Linked DNA regions of Homo sapiens: region 1 is linked to region 2. A link is an interaction called in ENCODE POLR2A ChIA-PET data of the cell type or tissue named here. Cell type or tissue: A673. All regions are shown on one strand. Each heading gives the region's core, and the rest is flanking DNA. Links, peaks and the distances in the headings are about the cores only.

Region 1 (2,831 bases), core at 221-2,720, 100 kb after region 2:
CAGATTTGGGCTGAGGGACCATGAGTAGAGACAGAAGAGTTTGAAGAAAATTCAGAAGTTTAACTTAGAAAAGAAAACATGCTGATCCTTCACTTACCAAGCCCACCTTGGTATCAGCATGTTACTGTTTTCCAACATCTGGTAGGCTTTTAGTTTGTTATACATAATTCTAGCACATACTGATTCTGCACACAGTGTACAACGGATACCAAAGTTTGACATCCAGTCAGATTGGTCAATGGGGGCATACACCCTCTACTGGGAATTTTAAGGTATCGAGCCCTTCCTTCCCTATAGTGATCTGATATAGGGGGATTTACAAGGTTAACTAGGTTCGTTTAATTGCTGCAGTCCATTCACCGATGTCCTTATTGATTTTTTAAACTATAGATATATGGTATAGATAGCTTACCAGCACAGGATTTAGCAGCAGAAAGGTTTCTTACCATCTTCATGGGAATCTCACTGAGACTCTCTATCTGCAATTGGTGAAATAGCAATAATGCCTCCCAGAATTAGCATCAGGAGTAAATTGAGACAAAATGCATAAAAAGGGCCTGTACTGTGTCCGGCACATAGTAGGTACTTGGCTGAGGACAGCTACAAATGTTATGCTCTTTTATTGATATATTAATTGCCTATGGAATTATGAGACTTGAACCATATGTTTTTCCCCATGGAATCTGTGAGGAACTACTCAGAATTACTCTAGGTGAATGTGACTGGTGTCAAGTGCCTTTCAAAATACGCAGTATTTATTAATATGGTCCATAACTTGAAATTACAGATTCCCTAATAACGTATTATAAAGAGCCTTAAGTATTTATTTGGTGTCAGCTACCTAATTTCAATACTTCTTGTGTGCTCTGCGCAAGGCAGTAAGCTAAATTAAGACATAAATGTCAGGATAACATTTTATACAATTCAAGATTTCTAGGATGTATATAAGAACATCAGAATTCATGTAGAGAATTCACTCTTTAGTTGTTTGTCATAAAAACATTTTTATTTGAACTCTAATAACTATAATTTACTTTGTAAACTTCCTGGTAAACTCAAATCTTTACATACAATCAACTTATTAAAAAGCATGAAGTGGCATATGACTATTTCCCTTCTGGGGGTAGAATTAATTATCATAAGACATTTATTAGCTGAAAGTCTGTGAATTGGTGGATCTTCAGTAGAATCTAGCTAGAAGGTGTGTCTGTATAGCTAATGGTGTTCAACTATTTTTCAAGAATTTTAATGCCTTTGGGTAGAGCTTGCATTCCCCAGCTTCCCACCAATCAGCACTTCCTGCTATCTGACACCCTGACATCTGATCCTTGATTGTGCCTGCATTAGATCATAATGCAGAACAAACTTGACTCAATTAGCACCTAGGGAAAAACTTAAGAGTAACGGCAGCACAAACTCCTTCAAATTTCACAACTTTTAGGTCATGAGGGTTTTAGTGATTTGAAAACAACTTCTACGCTGCCAAAACAGACTGGCAGGGAGTTATTAGTTTGGGGGAAAAATTAGGTATAACTTATTTCTAAGTGGTTAAAAATGGGATTTTGCTGACATAGTATATGTTGCCTTTTGTTTTTAAGGAATTTTTTAAAACATTCTATAGATGCCTTATATGATTACAAATAAGAGTTCTGTATTATTGTAGACTTACCATAATATATCAAATGAGTGGCATTTACTGGATTTCAACTATGTACATGTATCTTATTTAGTCTACATACTTACTCTTTAAAGGACAGGCATTACTAAAACATTACCAAGTTATTACTGATTCTGCAATATCTCTTTGAGAAATGCTGAAAAATGAGTTTTTGTCCCTATTTTAAGACTGGAAAACTCACAGCACAGTAATCTTCTGGAGACTTCATAGAAACTCTACAACAGGAACCCAGGTTTTCTGACCCCCAAACCTATGGGTTCTCTACCGGCTGTAACCCCTGAAAGAGGATTTTGACAAAGGTGAGACAAAGAGTCTTTTAAGACGATCACTTACAATCCTGTGCGACTGCTCTGAGCAAGAGTTGGGGCAAGATGGCTCTTTCTTCATCACGATGAATTGGAATCAGACATGCCATTGAGTTTCTTGGCATATTAATATGCTGATATTTTACTGAAGGTCATCTAGGTTCAGGTTTATTTTGTATATAATCTTTAGAACTGAATGCCTCCCACCTAAAACACTTCATAATAATGTTTGTTATTAATCAGGCCTTTCTATGTGTATGTTTTGGGGTCAGTTTTCAGTACAAAATGATTATTTTAAATATGCACAGATTCTACTATTCCTTAATAAAACCCACAGTTCAAAGAACTAAGATGACCCTGAAAGTTGTTATTACTATTATTTAATCTAAGAGGATATGTTGATTTTATGTCATTGAAGGGAGAGGAGAATAACTAAATTGGGACCATTCTTATATAGTAGTGAGATTTCATGGGGTTACCCATTATATATATTCAAAATTAAAACTATTAATAGCTTAGAAGGAAACTCTTGCAGACTTTTAAAATAATTATATCCATCTCACAAGTCATGTTGAAAGTTTTGAATAGATAACCAGCCCACATTAGTAACAAGTGCAAAGGCTGAGCAAACACGAACAGTCCTATGAATCTGCAGCATATTATATAAGGAGATGGAATAGTGAAGAGCATTGGAGTCCCGCAATCCTGAGTGGAAGGTCTGGATATGCCATTTACCAAGTAAGCTATTCAACCTCTCCAAGCCTTAGTTTCCTCTCTTCTAATAATAATTATAGTACCAACCTCAGAGTTTTAGTTTTTAAAGGTTAAACAAAATGTACGCAAAGTCC
Region 2 (2,831 bases), core at 215-2,714:
CTCATAATTTGCCTTGTGTGTTATAGATGAGTTTACATTCAGATGAGTTATAACACTCCATGGTGAGCTATTACAAATTGTTACCATTTGCAACTATTTATCCGTATGAGTTAAAATTTTTTACATTATACAGCCAAAGCAAAATACAAAAGTAAATCGGCTACTGAAAGCATGATCTCAAAGAGATATTTGTATACCCGTGTTCATAGCAGCAGTACTCACAATAGCCAAAAGGTGGAAACAACCCAAGTATGGATCAATGTGAAGTTTGCCCTCAAAAATCATTTTGTCAAGCTTATATAATAATCTAAACCCTTATGGATGTGGATGAAATAGCCAAATATCTACTTATAGTATTTAATTATTAATTATACATACTTATTTAATATCACATATAATATAAACTGAATGTTAATTTCAAAATATTTCTCTTTTCCCCCATTCACATTGCATAAAATAATGCTATCCTCATTCCTTACATGCTTGTGATCACCAGAATCATGTTCTGAGTCTTTTCACAGCGAGATTCTAGAATCTCCAGCTGGGTTAATGCATACACTTGGGAGTACAGTAAAGGTTTTCCAAGTGGTACATTGGTGACAGTTTTAAAAGAATCTGTCCCCAGATCCTCAAATTTATAGACTCTTTTCCAAAAACCGACCTCCTGAAAGTACATTTATGATAGAGGAGCAGGTTCTCATGTCTGCCTCCCCTTTCATAGTCTCCCCTTTCTACCTTTACCATAGGATGTTGTACAAGCATGTAAAAACCTCCAGGGTGCCAAACAAAGGGTTAATTCCAAATACGGTACCGGCATCAGTGTCGAGAAGGTGAAAGACCTTAATGACTACATAACAAATTTTTTTGCACTTAAGGTGGTTTCTAAGTCTTTGCTTTCAACAAAATTGAAGGAAGACCAAATTGAGTTGTCAGCTAACAGACGATTAAAAATAATTTCTGATGATAGATTATCATGTGATTTTTGGCATCTAACTGGGAGAAAATTCAAAGACTTAAGTGACATAGCTATAAACAAAACTCTTTCCATTTCCAACTTTCTGTTTATATAAACAAGTTTTCTCAGAACTTCCATTTACAGAAAATGAAAATAAGTGGCCGGGTGTGGTGGCACTTTGGAAGGCTAAGGCAGGAGGATGGCTTGAGGCCAGGAGTTCAAGACCAGTCTAGGCAACATAGCAAGACCCCGCTTCCACAAAAAAAGAAATTAGCTGGGCGTGCTGGTGCACACCTGTAGTCCCAGCTACTCAGGAGGCTGGGGTGGAAGGATTGCTTGAGCCTCAGCGATCAACACTGCAGTGAGCAGCCTAGGTGACAGAGCAGGACTCTGTCTCTTAAAAAGAAGAGAGAGAGAGAGAGGGAGGGAGGGAGGGAGAGGAAGGAAGGAAGGAAGGAAGGAAGGAAGGAAGGAAGGAAGGAAGGAAGGAAACTAGTAATATAACTGATGCCAAATGCAGTCTCATTCTGGCAATGAATAATATTTACTTTTAATACATCAATTAAGGAGAAAAGGTCTCATCTATCTCATTGAGAGATTCTTTTCCAATATAATTTTTTAAGTTTGATAAACATTTACCAAAATTTGTCAAATATTTGTAATTTGATCAATTGTATAATTTGATCCACTGTGTAACTCTATCTGGGATCAATTTGGTAACATGCCTTATGATCACGGGGAAAATTTTTTCACATTTCAAATACACACACATGCACACGTACAATTTGTTGCCAAGAAATATGATAGAGAGACTTCCCTGTGTTAGGATAAAATTCTGTGAGGAAAATGAAATGTAATTATTATTACATAGAAAATTATAACAACATAAATTTTTAAAATAATTTGTGAGCTTTTTTAGGGGAAGATGGGTTTATTGAATCATTATAGAATTTAGATTTCCTTAAACAAATTTAAAGACTGACATAGCAGTTTTATTCTATTTTTTTCCCAAGAGTGGCAAGCATTTGAAGCAGTTTTATTCTGAAATGTCAATATTTACAATATGCTAGAATTGCATCCTCTGTAACCACTTAACCTTGTGATTAAAACTTTAAATACCAATTTAAAGTATGAGAAAGTATATTGCTTTTCAAAATTCTCTCAGTGGCTTGACAAGTAAATAAGTTTGAAGCCCACAGTTCTCTAGAGTCTGCATCTCCATCAAATCCATTCTGTCTGAGATACATAATTATTTGAACCTGTGTATGATGCTGTCACTAGAAATTTTATCCCAACTAAAAGTGTCCATCTCCATAACATGAGAATATTGGATTTTTCATTCATCATGTACATGTATACTTAATGCTTTCTGCCCTAGAAAAAAAGATTATTTTTAAAGGGTTCATTTATAACATCATTCAGTATTTGGCAATGTGAGGTCATATACCCAGGCCTAATTACTGAATCCGTGCTAAATTTTTTTGCCTCCATTCTACAAATTTTATCAGGTGACTTCTGTAGAAGCACCACGCACTAACCGATTGTGCCACTGGAGCTCCAAGGTGACTTCTATAAACATCCAAAACTCTCAGGAGTTAAGATCATTTCAAACTAATATGTCTTGCCCAAATAGAGGTCATCCCATAATGAAAGAGGTTTTATAAGAACTCACATATAAAGTGATGCCTTCTTTTCTGAGGGATAATTTCAGGAGAAAACCTCACTCATATATGGGCATATGTGGTACACCAAAATATAAACAGTGATAGTCTCTATTATTTTTGGTATCTTCCAAATGTTATAGAGTGAATATGTATTATCTTTATAACTAGAAAGAAGAATGTATTATTAAATAAGAAGAGCTAGCCTAATAGTA

What was found. Peaks named below come from ENCODE experiments on the same cell type or tissue, not always from the same donor. Only the 100,000 strongest peaks of a DNase experiment are listed, where the experiment ranks them.
Region 1: POLR2A ChIA-PET joins it to region 2 with 8 read pairs; 2 of 35 experiments call an interaction of 5 or more read pairs at or near these places.

The regions. Positions count from the first base shown.
Region 1 is chrX:24,962,532-24,965,362 of GRCh38, reverse strand. The region is part of intron 36 of POLA1 (DNA polymerase alpha 1, catalytic subunit); the gene reads right to left. Among named protein-coding and RNA genes, the nearest start is that of ARX, 52 kb to the left of the region's middle. In A673, for the core only: no CTCF peak of the experiment used is centred there; a DNase peak (open chromatin) is centred at 1,292.
Region 2 is chrX:25,064,863-25,067,693 of GRCh38, reverse strand. No RefSeq gene overlaps it. Among named protein-coding and RNA genes, the nearest start is that of ARX, 50 kb to the right of the region's middle. In A673, for the core only: a CTCF peak has its summit at 239; DNase peaks (open chromatin) are centred at 243, 533, 1,383 and 2,141; H3K4me3 peaks cover 605 bases; H3K27ac peaks cover 2,500 bases.